3 separate regions of the Homo sapiens genome follow, and all the other regions are linked to region 1. Evidence: chromatin contacts called from ENCODE Hi-C or POLR2A ChIA-PET data. All regions are on one chromosome and are shown on one strand. The core of a region is the stretch at or near the end of the contact, and the rest is flanking DNA. Distances in the headings are between cores, read along the strand shown. Region 1 overlaps TBL1XR1 (TBL1X/Y related 1). Region 2 has its middle 51 kb from the start of LINC00501. Region 3 has its middle 13 kb from the start of LINC00578.

Evidence for each region. Hi-C counts contacts between places; a loop is a spot of excess contacts on that map. ChIA-PET counts read pairs that join two places held with the same protein, here RNA polymerase II (POLR2A). Pooled maps may share reads with other maps.
Region 2: a loop to region 1 is called in a pooled map, with 2.5 times the contacts of the local background. The contact joins two enhancer-like sites. A Hi-C loop is called at or near these places in 56 of 168 maps with a recorded cell type or tissue (A673, B cell, CD4-positive, alpha-beta T cell and 36 more), 32 of 37 single-sample maps with no recorded cell type and 33 of 50 pooled maps. POLR2A ChIA-PET finds 5 or more read pairs at or near these places in 12 of 52 experiments (AG04450, CD4-positive, alpha-beta T cell, CD4-positive, alpha-beta memory T cell and 9 more).
Region 3: a map of naive thymus-derived CD4-positive, alpha-beta T cell shows a loop between it and region 1 (2.9-fold over the local background). The contact joins two enhancer-like sites. A Hi-C loop is called at or near these places in 1 of 168 maps with a recorded cell type or tissue (naive thymus-derived CD4-positive, alpha-beta T cell), 12 of 37 single-sample maps with no recorded cell type and 14 of 50 pooled maps. POLR2A ChIA-PET finds 5 or more read pairs at or near these places in 2 of 52 experiments (endothelial cell of umbilical vein and naive thymus-derived CD4-positive, alpha-beta T cell).

The regions. Positions count from the first base shown.
Region 1 is chr3:177,056,025-177,060,537 of GRCh38, reverse strand. The region is part of intron 3 of TBL1XR1 (TBL1X/Y related 1); the gene reads left to right. Among named protein-coding and RNA genes, the nearest start is that of TBL1XR1-AS1, 21 kb to the right of the region's middle. RefSeq lists enhancers at 2,375-2,444, 2,485-2,544. Within about 2 kb of position 2,702, at least 4 of the 41 ENCODE cell types and tissues checked have a DNase peak (open chromatin) inside an H3K27ac peak, as active enhancers do; they include A673, where a contact is called at or near this core.
Region 2 is chr3:177,343,361-177,348,001 of GRCh38, reverse strand. No RefSeq gene overlaps it. Among named protein-coding and RNA genes, the nearest start is that of LINC00501, 51 kb to the right of the region's middle. RefSeq lists enhancers at 1,914-2,431, 2,952-3,471. Within about 2 kb of position 2,206, at least 34 of the 41 ENCODE cell types and tissues checked have a DNase peak (open chromatin) inside an H3K27ac peak, as active enhancers do; they include A673, where a contact is called at or near this core.
Region 3 is chr3:177,426,392-177,430,582 of GRCh38, reverse strand. No RefSeq gene overlaps it. Among named protein-coding and RNA genes, the nearest start is that of LINC00578, 13 kb to the left of the region's middle. Within about 2 kb of position 2,867, at least 5 of the 41 ENCODE cell types and tissues checked have a DNase peak (open chromatin) inside an H3K27ac peak, as active enhancers do.

The sequences.
Region 1 (4,513 bases), core at 1,453-3,952:
AGGGAAAGAATTCTTGATACTAGGTTTAACTATTACATGTCTAAGAGCTCTGTAACTTCTCCATTTATATTGTACTTGACTGTTGGAAGCTATGAAACAGTTGCATCTTATAATTGAACGACTTAACTGGAATTGCAAAATCAAAATGTCCTTGTTACTAAAATGAGTAACTTTCTAGATAGTGATTCTGAATATTATTACTTTTTAAAAATTTATTTAAAAATAACCGATGTTGCATACTGTCTCCATTTTTAAGAAAGGTGATATATAAGAAGGAAATATATAAAATCTGTATTAGGGTTCTCTTGAGGGACGTAACTAATAGGATATATGTATATATGAAAAGGAGCTTATTAGGGGGAATTGACTCACACAATCACAAAGTAAAGACCCACAATAGGCTGTCTGCAAGTTGAGGGGCAAGGAAGCCACTGGTGGATCAGTCCAAGTCCCAAAACCTCAAAAGGCGGGAAGCCAACAGTGCAGCTTTCCATCTGTGGCCAAAGGCCCGAGAACCCCTGGTAAACCACTGGTGTAAGTCCAAGAGTCCAAAAGCTGAAGAACTTGGAATCTGATGTTCGAGGGCAGGAAGCATCCAGCACGAGAGAAAGATGAAGGCTGGAAGACTCAGCAAATCTAGTCTTTTCTATGTTCTTCTGCCTGCTTTATCCTAGCTGTGCTGGCAGCTGATTAGGCGGTTCCCACCCAGATTGAGGGTGGATCTACCTCTTCTAGTCCACTGACTCAAATGTTAATCTCCTTTGGCATACTCTCACAATTATATCCAGGAACAATACTTTGTATCCTTCAATCCAATCAAGTTGACAATATTAACCAGGATGATATATAAGAAGGATAATACATGTAGGCTTCAAGAGTTTGGTTTATGAAGGATCTCCTTATCTCTCTTGCACCCTCCCTCCCTCCATTTTTTCCCCCTAACTTTTTCAATGGGATTTTCCATCTCCTTAGAAATACAGGCCTTGTACCATACCATTTGTTTTTTGAGATGATTATTACTTCAAATGTTATATTTGTAAAATCACAAGTCAGAACCATATACTATTATTTTTTAATTTAGAAAACGTGATCACAGTAGGCACAAACTAACCTTTATGTATAACATTAAAGCTCTGACCTGTACTACCATGTAACATATAGCTCATTCATTCATTTTTTTGTTTCATTGTAGCAGTTTCACATTAGGTCTGTAATGGCTAATGAATATTACAGTGCAGTTTCTTTGTTGACTCAGATAAAGGTAACTGGGCCATTCCTTCCTATGTACCTTATGCCCAGTGCCATTTATGAACAGACATTACCAGTGTATTCGATGGAGTCAGGTTGAAGTGGTTATCAGTAATGTGCTTCTAGTCATGAAGAACTGCAGTGAAGAGAGCTCAGCGTCTGGTATGTCCGCCTTCAGTCTGCCTTTTAGTTTTTATCAGTAGATGACCAGCTACAGAAGTGCAAGTAGGTATATAGTTTTGTTTTATAATCAAATGAAATACAGAATAACCTTGATTTTACACACATGGTTGTATCCATGACTAATTGACAATAAACAGCAAGCAGTTGTCATAAATGCTGATAATTACAATTCTTTTTTTTTCCCAAATAAGTTTTTCTCCTCTTTTTGTAAGCTGAATTACCATTTTTTGCTGACACAGGAAATTCGTATTACACATTCCTGCTAGCACACTTATCAAAGGGACAATGGTCCTTTAATAGTTGCCAAACAGAGAATTTGTTCAATGTTTTTTAGGACTAGCCAGCATAGCGAGAGTATAAGGAAACATGGAAATTGCTTTTGGCATTATTAATAATCTTTTTGGAAAGCAATTTGGCAATGATGAAAACCTTCTTTAAAATGCTTATATCCCCTTCAGCTTTTGAGGGAATCCATCCTAAGGAGAAAAAAACAACACACATTGTACATGGCAAAAGCCTATACATATAGATATTTGAGGTAATATTCTTTTAAAATAGTGATCATTGGAAAAGTTCGAAGGTCCAGCTATGGCGTGAATAATTTACTGGCTGAATATTATGATGCTATTAAAATTATTTCAGAAAGTATTATTTATATAAAATGTTCATAGTTACATGTATTTTTAAGGGCAAAATTAGGGCACGAAATTTTATAGCTAGTGTATCAGTACTAGATCTAGCTCTTCAATAACAAAGATCCCCTGTGTCATTTTTTCCCCATCCTATTTACCTTTTCTAAAATCTGGATCTGTAGGGCAGAGTTGGAGTCAAGAAAGCATTTGATGATGAGAACATGAGTATAATTTGCTGAGCTTTTCTGACTTGAAGCTTATATAGGACCTTGGATCAATCAGATTTTCGTTTCAGACTAGGGCAGTATGTTGTGGTCATATTTAAGCTTTGCCTTTTTTACCAGTTTGTCTCATCTAGTCATCCTGTACCATAATCATGGTGTTCAGAGTCCATTTTCTTATTCTTGTATTGCCTATTTGCAAGGTAGAGTTGGCAGGCTCTGTATGACTAACTCCCCTTTGAGAACACAGTCCCTAACATCCTTACAGAAAGCACTTCCTGAAACAAGCGATCTATAGAAAATGGCTGTTTTGTGATCTTCATGCGTGCCACCCCACTCCCTGCCAGCTGTCGTTGCTCGTCTCTGTCACTGAATGACTATATACTTCATGTGTTTCAGTCTTATTTCTTTCTGGAGTCTCTCTTCTCCCTGAGTCTCAATACCCTAGTCAGTGTTTAGAGTACTTGATTACAGAGGTACTATCAGATTTGCTCTTACACTTGGAAAGAAGGGATGCTATTTTAGATGGTCATGCCGGATTTTAACATCTAACAGATTTAGGTGGTCTCTTTTGCCTCCTATTATATAAATCAAAAGCTGTCCCTGGAAAAAGCCTTTTTCTGCATATATATATTTACAGATAAATGGAAATAGCTTCTGGCACAAAACTAGTTCAAGTTTTAGATTTTTCCAAGGAAGACTTAAGTCATATGCTTTTTCTGGAGTCACAGATTTTTTTGATGTGCCAAAATACATTATAGTATAATTGCATTCTAATTTAAAAAATGTTTATTGAGTACTTGTTGACTCAGGTAATGTGCTAGTTTCCCAGAATTAAAGGATTACTAGACTTAAACCCTTTTGTCAGGATCCCAGTCTAGTAGTCACACACAGGCAAACAACCATAGCCACACAGTTGATAACCAGTGTGGTAAGTGCCACACATACAGAAATTCTAGGATCAGCGTAGGAGAGACTGGTTAGCCCTGGTGTAGTGAAAGAGGATTTCACCTCCATTCAGATAGGAGAAAGAGCAAAGGAGGACATAAGGCTCAGAGGCATGATGTATAACACAGCATATTCAAGATGTTAGATGTAATTTGCCACCACTTGAATTTATTGTGTAATGGGAGTGAGACGGGGTGTGTAGTATTGAGATGAGACTGGAGAGACAGAAGAGCCAGATTACAGAAACAACTGTGTGCCATAATTAGGCGTTTGACCTTTGTTATGAAGGCCAAGGGGATCATTGAAAATTCTCAAGCAAGAAGTGATATGTTCAGTTTTTTGTTTTACAAGTAATAGTCTAGCTGTAGCTTGGCATATATACTGAATTGAGGAGGAGGGGAAAGAAATGTGTATAGCAAAGGGTAATGGGGACTAAACGCAGATCTGGCAGAAAAGGTAAGGTGATGAGCATCTACAGATGGTAGAGTGGTAGGATTTGGAGTAGGATGGTAGGATTTGGTAAATTGTCAAATGCCAAGGGACCGAGAGAGAAGAGGGAGTTAGGATGACTATGACTTTCAGGTGTAGTGAAATGAGATCAGAAGTTTCTAAGGAAAAGTAGTTTTAGGGAGGGGAAGAAGAAAATTGATTTTGAACATAGTAATTTTAAACTGCTATGTAATGCCATGGCTAGAAATAAAGAAAATATTCTAGTTGAATTCAACATTTAAGCAGAGCATTTAAGTTTGGAACTTCTCTAGGGTAAACATTAGTGAGAAGTGCCAAAACAATGCTAATGACTACTTCAGGGATGTTTCATTGCTATTTGAGAGCATCCTAAGTACATCTGCAGTACCTTGAGATGCATGTAAGCACCTGTGATAGTTTTTCTCCTGGTCTGACAGAACAAATTCAGGATATCTGCAACATTCCAGCCAGAAATTGGCACAGTTCCACCTGCAAGTCTTAGACTATTCTTGGACATATTATTACTTTAAACTTAAACTCTATAAGCTAATTAAATAGGGTCCAAATTTAACAATTTTGACTATTTAAATTGCAGTCATGAATAAAGTATACAGAAATCATGTACTTCAAACAAATTTATAAGCATTACATAAGTCAAGACACTTTCAAAACCTTGGCAGTAAATATGGCAATAAGATGGCTCAGTGTTTCATGCACTGTGCAACCACTTTCCAGGACCCTGAGATGAAAACAAAACAGTGATGTAGTCTTTTACTTTCTATCAGGAAACAGGAGCTCACTCTCTCCCTTAGC
Region 2 (4,641 bases), core at 957-3,456, 290 kb before region 1:
CTCTCTTCTGCCCCTGTCCACCAGCTACCTACATCCCCTTCCTGAGAACAACCAAGACTCCACCATCAAGAAGGTCTCTTCAAGCAAAGTGCCTAGGATGCACAATTTAAGGAGGCAGGTCTCAGGTGCTAACCCTCTGCTGGCATGACCCTGAGAGTGAAGGCCTCCTTAAATTCTGCTCCACCCCCCACCTCCCTCAACTCTGTAGTACTGGCACTGTTAAAGAGGTAACCCTGGAACCGTGCCTGGATCACACAGAGGCTCAAAAAGTGTTTTTTGGTCCTGTTTGCCTCATAGGTATCTTTTGAGATGTACATAAGAAAAAAAATAGATGCATGTGCTGGTGCAGTGCTATATAAACATGAGCTGATGCTAAATCACTATTGTAGTTATTCATTGCATTGCTGTTATTAGCAAAGATAATGTGTGTGTATACAATAGATATTATGGTTGTTCGAAGAATTTAACTGAAATAATGTATATCGCCATGTTGAAAGTAGCCCTTTAGGATTGATTTTTTTCCTAAATACGAAGTATAAACTTTGTTAAAGTTAAACAAACAAACAAAAGACAATGACCTCTGAGTGGAAGACTGACATGAAGAAAGCACTGAGTTAACTGAGAAGAATCCAAAGAATCATTGACGTACCTAGGCTTTCATCCTAGTCTGTCAGCTGAATTTTTACCCAGAATAGCAACTAAGAAAGTACTTAAACCTACTCTTGTCTTAATCTTCACAGAATTTTACTTTTTCACACATGGCTGTCATATCTTTATTCTGCTTCTTTGTAATATTAAAAATATTTTGCAGGAGCACTTTACCCAACACCTGTTACTGCCTTAGGTCAACAACTGGACTTACCTTAGGTCAGTTCCTCCTAGGATACCTGGAGCCTGGCCATTTCTGGGCATGTCCCCTTGTGAGCTGTGTGCAAGGAGCCCCAGAGTCCTAGAATCCTATGGGTGTAGACTGGTTTCCTTAGACCCAGCCCCACAAAAGAGAACATGAAACTAGAGAAATAAGCAGGTAGATCCCAGACCATGCCTACTCTGCTCAATAAATAGCAAAATAAAATAATAATAATAATAATAATAATAATAATGATTTATTTGAACATTGTAGATTTACTACCTCTTCTTTGCCAGTGTTTCATGAAATTTCCAGAGTAGAATACATGGCTTAAATAATATATTTCCTCCTCATTTATCAGACTTCTTGCACTCAGCATTGTTAATTATATTGTGGAGGGTGAGAAGCATGAAGCGTGGCGATATATTATGATCCAAATACCACACTAAATAAACATCTGGAAATGGATCATTTATAACACAACTGTTATAGGTTAGTGAGTGTATTTTAGGGTAAGCCGGGGAATACATATATAGCTTACAAAAAAATACGCTTAAAATCATAAACAAATGACCTACTTGTAGTTTTGTCCTCGTTTTCAGTAATAAGCCCTTTTCATGTGAATCCACAGTTGTCACTTACAAAGAAATGCTCTAAAGCTGAACTCTTTTATAATAGCATTATAATTTTAGACTGACTCCTGAGCTCCAAACCACTTAGAAACTTTTTACCAGCTCTGAAATAGATAGCAGGGTAATACTCATTTAATTCCTTTGCACAGTAATCTGATGGCTGAATATGCTTCAGAGATTCTTTTAGGGCTAGCAGGGGAATGAAATCAATCATAGTGCATAAATTACAAGAAAAGTGCTGTTGGTGTCAATTACCTAAGCTCTATGAATGTAAGTCTTCTAATTTCCTGTTAAATCAGTAATGTTACCAATCTTACTCTATTATTTTAAATAGGACTGTAACTGCAGTTGCTAGGAGTTGAATGAGGGCAGACAAATGTGAATAGTTAATGAGTCTCAGCAACTAATAGCAAGTTGAAGGTGTCAATAACAGGGATATTATAACATGACTCTCAAAGCTCCACCCTGGTGTCTACAAAAGAAGGTTTAATTCTTTCTTTTTTTTTTTTTTTTAATTTGTGCCCCTATACCCTCCCTAAATCAATGTAGTACACAGCAAATGCCAGGTGAATGTAGGTGTTCCTATTGCCATAGTGAGTTCCTACCTTCCCCCAAAGATAATGGCCCTGAGTTGGTACAGGAAGTCTTGGCTGCACTTTCCCTAGTAATCTACCCACCCCCACTGCTAGCGGCTGCATTTCACTGACTCATAGTTTCCAAGTATGATCAGCATGCTAACAGGAAAGATACAGTCACTGGGCAAAGCAGCAGCCCTGGAGCGCTGGCCAAGGCCTATCCAATAACTGCCACCATTGATGGCAAAAAGGAAATAAGGAACACAACAACAATGACACAAAAACCTAGAGTACAGGAACGTTTTAAGAATCAAACCCCTGCTGTTTGTCGTTTCTTCAGCACACCCAGTGCTTCCCAGTACACAACAAACTGGATGGGGGAGTGGGGTTTTATTTACCATTTGGCTATCAGTTCACGTCCTATTCTCTAAAAATAATAAAATTGGTCGATGGCGTTTCACACTGAATAATATTACAGGAATCAAACTGGCTGGGAGCCAAAGTTACGCTGAGGTTTGGCTAGGCCTGGATTTGTGTCCGAGGGTATCAAATACTGTATGATCAGGTTAGGTTTTGCAGTGCGTTGCAGACTTCCTCCTGTTAGGAAACATTCTCACAAACGGCACACAGACTACCCTATTCAGCCAGTACTTAAACAGGAAACCATTCCACCCTTCTGCTTTCCTTGGTAAAGCCTTATCTTTGAGTCAAAGAAATGTAACTTTCTAAATCGCCTCCATTCTTTTTTAGTTTGCATTCTTTTGTTTGTCAGCATTTTGCAAATTTGCAGGTATCTACAGTTCCCTAACCCCATTCTCAAGTGCCCTATTATCCCCAATTTCACTCTCAGAATACTTCATGAAAAAGAAGAATCCTATGACAAAGGATAACTATTATTAAGTCAATTGTCAACCCATCAGATGAACCAAATAGCTAAATTCTAAATAGATTTAAATAACCGGTGAAGAGCTCAAGCAAAGTCAGGTCTTAAAGTTATATTTAGTCACTTGGTCAGTTCTCTAACTGCCTAATAGGCATTCTCAGAAGAGAAGTTTGCTTTAGCACTATGAGATTTAAATGTAAAACAGAATAAATAAATAGATACATGGAATAGAACAGAATAGAATGGGAAGAAAGCAGCCCACGTCAACTCTAATACAACTTGTCACTATGGGAACATTTGTTAGAACTGAAGAAGATTAAGGCCAAGGAAACTGGCAGATCTCCCAGTACAGATTTCCTAGGCTAAGAAAAGGCCACAGCGGCCGGGCGCGGTGGCTCATGCCTGTAATCCCAGCACTTTGGGAGGCCAAGGCAGGCGGATCACGAGGTCAGGAGATCGAGACCATCCTGGCTAACACGGTGAAACCCCATCTCTACTAAAAATACAAAAAATTAGCTGGGCGTGCTTGTGGCCGTCTGTAGTCCCAGCTACTTGGGAGGCTGAGGCAGGAGAATGGCGTGAACCCGGGAGGCGGAGTTTGCAGTGAGCCGAGATAGCACCACTGCAATCCAGCCAGGGCGACAGAGCAAGACTCTGTCTCAAAAAAAAAAAAAAAAAAAAGAAAGAAAAGAAAAGAAAGAAAGAAAAGAAAAGAGAAAAGAAAAGGCCACAGCGATCCTATATGTGGCCCCAGTCTGTCTTGAATCATGAGTAAGGACACTGTCGTAAATTAAGCTGAAATATTTAGAATTATGACACTCATTTGACTGTATGAGGATTAGAGGGAAACTTAGAGGAACAAACTCAATTTGCACATATGGAATCTGAATCACAGTGAGATCCAGGGGCTGTAGAAGTCGCAGAACTTATTAATAATGGACTAGAGTCAGGATCCCCTAGTCCGCAACCTCTGGAATGTTCCACTGCCAGTCTAGCCATATCTGGTTTACCTTACAGATTATAAGGTACTTAAATGCTGATTAGTTATCTATTTTCAACCTCTGTGACTGTAAATGAGATTAGAAAGTTTGTATGATGGGAAATTCAATGGCGCATCATGTGATACTGAGAGAAGAAATGTGCTTATGATAAAATCCTTTCCGACACAAATAACTCTGCAAAGGTATTGAAGAGCGCTGGGTCTGTACACATTGTGATGTTATTATTAGCCAAGACTCTAGCTATGTTTATATATCCAGTCAGGTGCAAGGGAAAAAAAAAACCCCTCTAAATTCCTCAAGAAAGATTTACGTAGTGCATAGTCTTTCACTCAGAAATTGAATTATTTCTTGTTTTAATACAAAACTGTCGATTTTTATGAAATCATTTCAGAAACATGCCTTATCAGGGAATGTTGTAAGATTTTCCAACATCAAAAAAAATGCTCTGGTAGAATCATCATGGGCATTTTGAGTGGAAAAAAAAAAACTTCACAAACTCAAAAGCACTGTACTTAACGATCAGGAATTATTGTTGTTGTCACTGCTATTATCCTCTTTTTCCAGAAGGATCCTATGAAAGTTATTCAAAAATTTTGGGTGGAATGAACAGGTCTCAGATCACAGTAGCCTAGTTCAAAGTCTGAAGGTTGTGTGAGCTGTTGCTTGAATTTAAAAAGAGAGGAAAGGGAAAGGGTGAGGT
Region 3 (4,191 bases), core at 1,618-4,117, 370 kb before region 1:
GATACAGTGCCCTGAAGAATGAGGGGGGAAATGATTCTGTACAAAAACACAGCTATATAAGCACTCTTCCTTGAAATAAAAAGGGTTTCCACATATATGCATTTATATAAGTAGTGTTAACCGAAGATTAAAAAGTAAAAGAAATTTTAAATTAAAGATTTCACTTCATCAAAATGATTCCGGTTTTTACATCTCAGGACATTGGCAAATGCAATTTCTTTACATTTGAATGGTTATGGATAGTTCAACTTTTTTTCTGGAGGTTTAGTTTGGATCTGACCCCTGTTTTTAAAAGTCTTGCTCCAGCATGTTTAATAATTGGGTTTAATCTCCCCATATCCATCCAATTTGAAAGGCATAAGAAGAAAGATTACTAATTTTTTGCCCAATCCTGCAATTAACTAACAAAAATTAATTAGTATTCTTAAATAAGTTATTAAATATCTATGAACCACATAGTGGTACTCAACACATATTTGTCTAATGAATGAATGATCAAATACGGCTCAGTTTTTTTCATCTTGTCACTAGATGACTTACTCTAACCTTCTATGACCTATGTGTCCCTCCTTATAAACTACAGCAACAGTTCCCACACACAAGTCAGCCTACAAGCATCAGCCCGTGATGAAATTTTTAACAGTTTGCATGGAGTGAGAGGAAGTAAATAAGGACAATATAGTTGATTTGTCATAAGGCTAAATCTATTTAATTTAGAGAACTATTCTGTAGTCTGTATGTCCTTTGCATTTCTTTGGAAATACTTTTTTTGTTGTTTTATGAAATGATAAAAAAAGATAGTAATTGTGAAGGGCTTAAGATATTTTACTTGGCAAAATATAAAATCCACAACCTATGTCAGTCCCTGATTTTTTCTAATTCTATTACTCCAAGAGCTCTCAAGGTCTGGGAACTACTGACTTAGAGAATGTGCATTACTTTAGGTACAAGAAAAAAGGAGATTTCTCTTTTCCCCACCCCCAGATTTGTATCCCCTAGAATTGAGACAGACTGTCTATTGTCTATTAGCTCCTCTGCATTGAGCTTCAAACTTTTCCATCCCCCACCCTTGTCCTCCTAAATGCAAAGAGGTAGCCAGATAACCACTTTCATTCTACATACTCACCATGTATTATTGGGTGAAATAATTTCCCAAATGCAATTTTATTGACTGTCTCTCTTGCAGTTCCTTCTAGAAAACTGCCATGTAACCAGTTTTAGGATGGACATATAAGCAAAAGCCAGCCAATTTGCTTTCTAAACACTGACCAGTAAGATCCTCTTTCTTCAAATCTGAGCAAACAGGACATAAAGATAGGCTGTAGTGGGTACTGAGCCCAAAGGCTATGATGCAAAGCTGGGGCCTATAGTGTCCTGCAAGACGGGCAAGCAGGGAGAGTAGGTCAAGAAAGGCACCAGAGAGAACTTAAAGAAACAAACTCCACAGAGACAGTGAAAATAGCCTCATTTCTGATTTCTAGTTCCCAGTTCCAGTTGGATTCTTTGAGTTTACTTAACCCCATCCTCCACCAACTGCCTTTCTGAACTTGAGCTAGTGGATTTCTATTCCTTGTCATTTAAAAAAAAAATGTCCTTTGGGAGGCCCAGGCAGGCAGATCACAAGGTCAGGAGATCGAGACCATCCTGGCTAACACGGTGAAACCTCATCTCTACTAAAAATACAAAACATTAGCCAGGCGTCGTGGGAGGCGCCTGTAGTCCCAGCTACTCAGGAGGCTGAGGCAGGAGAATGGCATGAACCCGGGAGGCAGAGTTTGCAGTGAGCGAGATCACACCACTGCACTCCAGCCTGGGCGACAAAAAAAAAATTGTCTCAGCCAGGCATGGTGGCCCATGCCTGTAATCCCAGTACTTTGGGAGGCCGAGGCAGGCAGATCACCTGACGTCAGGAGTTCAAGACCAGCCTGGCCAACATAGTGAAACCCCGTCTCTACTAAAAATACAAAAATTAGCTGGGCGTGGTGGGCAGGCGCCTGTAGTCCCAGCTACTCAAGAGGCTGAGGCAGGAGAATCGCTTGAACCCAGGAGGCAAAGGTTGCAGTGAGCCGAGATCGCACCACTGCACTCCAGCCTGAGCGACAGAGTGAGACTCCGTAAAAAAAAAAATTGTCTCAAATTGAAAACATGGACTAACATTCGTGTATTTGAAGAAAAAGAGATTTAACACTGTTTTTTATCTAAGATTGTTTTTACTAGACAATTTCTCTTATTTCTGCAATACCAAAAATATGCAACCATCAATCAGATTTCTTTCTTATATTCCCTTTAAACATTGTGAAAAAATGTTTTTCAGGCATAAGGAAAAGCCCAGCTCTCAGCCCGTCTCTTCATCCTGCCCCTGCCCATCCCCACCGTCACCATAGTGTAGGTTTGATCTTGTGTCCATCCCCAGCCCAGCCCCCTGCACAGATTGCATAATCTGCTTGCTAAGGCATAGCTCAGAACTTCAGAGTCCCAAAGAGAGCACATCAGTGACCCCACTGGGTAGAAGCCCCTGTCATTGTCATTTTCCCATTGAGATACAATCCAGAGAAGTGAAGGGATGATTTAATATCCCACAGGGAACAAGCAAGGGAAATCGCATTTTATTTAACCTTCAACCAGCCTAAAAGGTAAAATATTATCCTAAAAGGTAAAATGTACAAACACACTCAACCTCACAAGGCTTGCCTATGCTTTACCAAAGATCACACATCCAGTAAGGGCTGAGGCCTGACTTTGAGTGAAACTTATTAAACTCTAAAGTCTATACTCATTTAATAATACATCCTTCTGCCTCCAAGTTTTTCGTGGTCAAACCACATTTAAACCCAGATCACATGACTCCTGATGACTAAACAAGGGTTCTCTCCAGTCATTATTCTGGTGTTCTCCAGGAACAGCTCAAAGAAAAAGGTGTGGAGATGTAGCATTGGGTAGAAGATGAAAAGGAAGGCAGCTGAGAGCCACCTTGTTACTTCAGCCCTCTCTCCTCTTTTTCTTTAACATTTCATCAAACAAGGGCATGATTTATAAGCCATCTCCAGGTTGTGGCCCTGAGTCACTGTCCCTACCCAGTCCAACCCTGGGGGAGGCAGTCTCTAAGATACCCACCAATGACCCCCACCTGCAGGATTCATACCCTCGTGTTATACGCTCCCTCGCTGTACCAGGGTTGGTCTGGATAACCAACCCCATATAACAGCACTTCTGACAGTGGGTTAGTAAAAGTGTGCAACTTCCGACTTGGGTATTCTTTCTTTCTGTTTCTGTCTTGAATCACTCACTCTGGGGAAAGCCAGCTGTCATATCATGAAGACGCTTAGGCCACTTCAGAGAGGCACACACGGTGAGTGAGGAACTAAAGTCTCCAGCCAACAGCAAGCAAGGAACTAAAACCTGTCAGCAACCATGTGAGTGAGTTAGAAAACGATCATTCCCCAGCTGAGTGTTCATGTGAGACTGCAGCCCTGTCAAACAGCTTCACTGCAACCTCATGGAGACCTTAAGCCAGAACAACCCAGCTAAAATACTCCCAGGCCCCTGAGCCACAGAAAAAGATATCTGTGGCCTTAAGCTGCTAAGTTTGGATGTATTTTGTTACATAAAAATGGACAACAAATTCAAGTCCTGGGAAGTTCCTCCAAATACTAAACATTTCTCCTGCCTAGGCTTTCTCAGGTTATTCCTGTTGAAGTAAGTAGAGTTATTTTCCTTTGTCTCCATAAACAAATCATTGGTGTTAATCCACTGACTCCCCTCCCTGACTGGGGAATAAGCTCTGTAGCTGCTTCACAAATATTTCATTTGAAATATGCATATGGTTCTAGATGATAAAATCTTCAGAAAGCCACTACTGTCTGCTTCCTTTGCTTTGTCATTTTTATAGTCCCTTTAGTTTTCTGAATCTTTCCCTCACAATAAGTCGGTCAATAGAAACCACAGAATTTTAAGGAAGAGTTTGACTCCGCTCCTGGGCAGAATATTTAAATCATAGGTTGTTGTTTGTTTTCAGGTCAACCAGTACAATTATGCAACATAAATTCTTTTAAAGCATCTGGGACTTCAGTTCAATTTAAGATCCTGTGGGTTTTATTACCAGAATGAATGATTATAAAATACATGCATGCAAATGAAGAGATAAAAAAATTAAAGGGCATATGAAATTTAATGGATGCTACTTGTAATTCC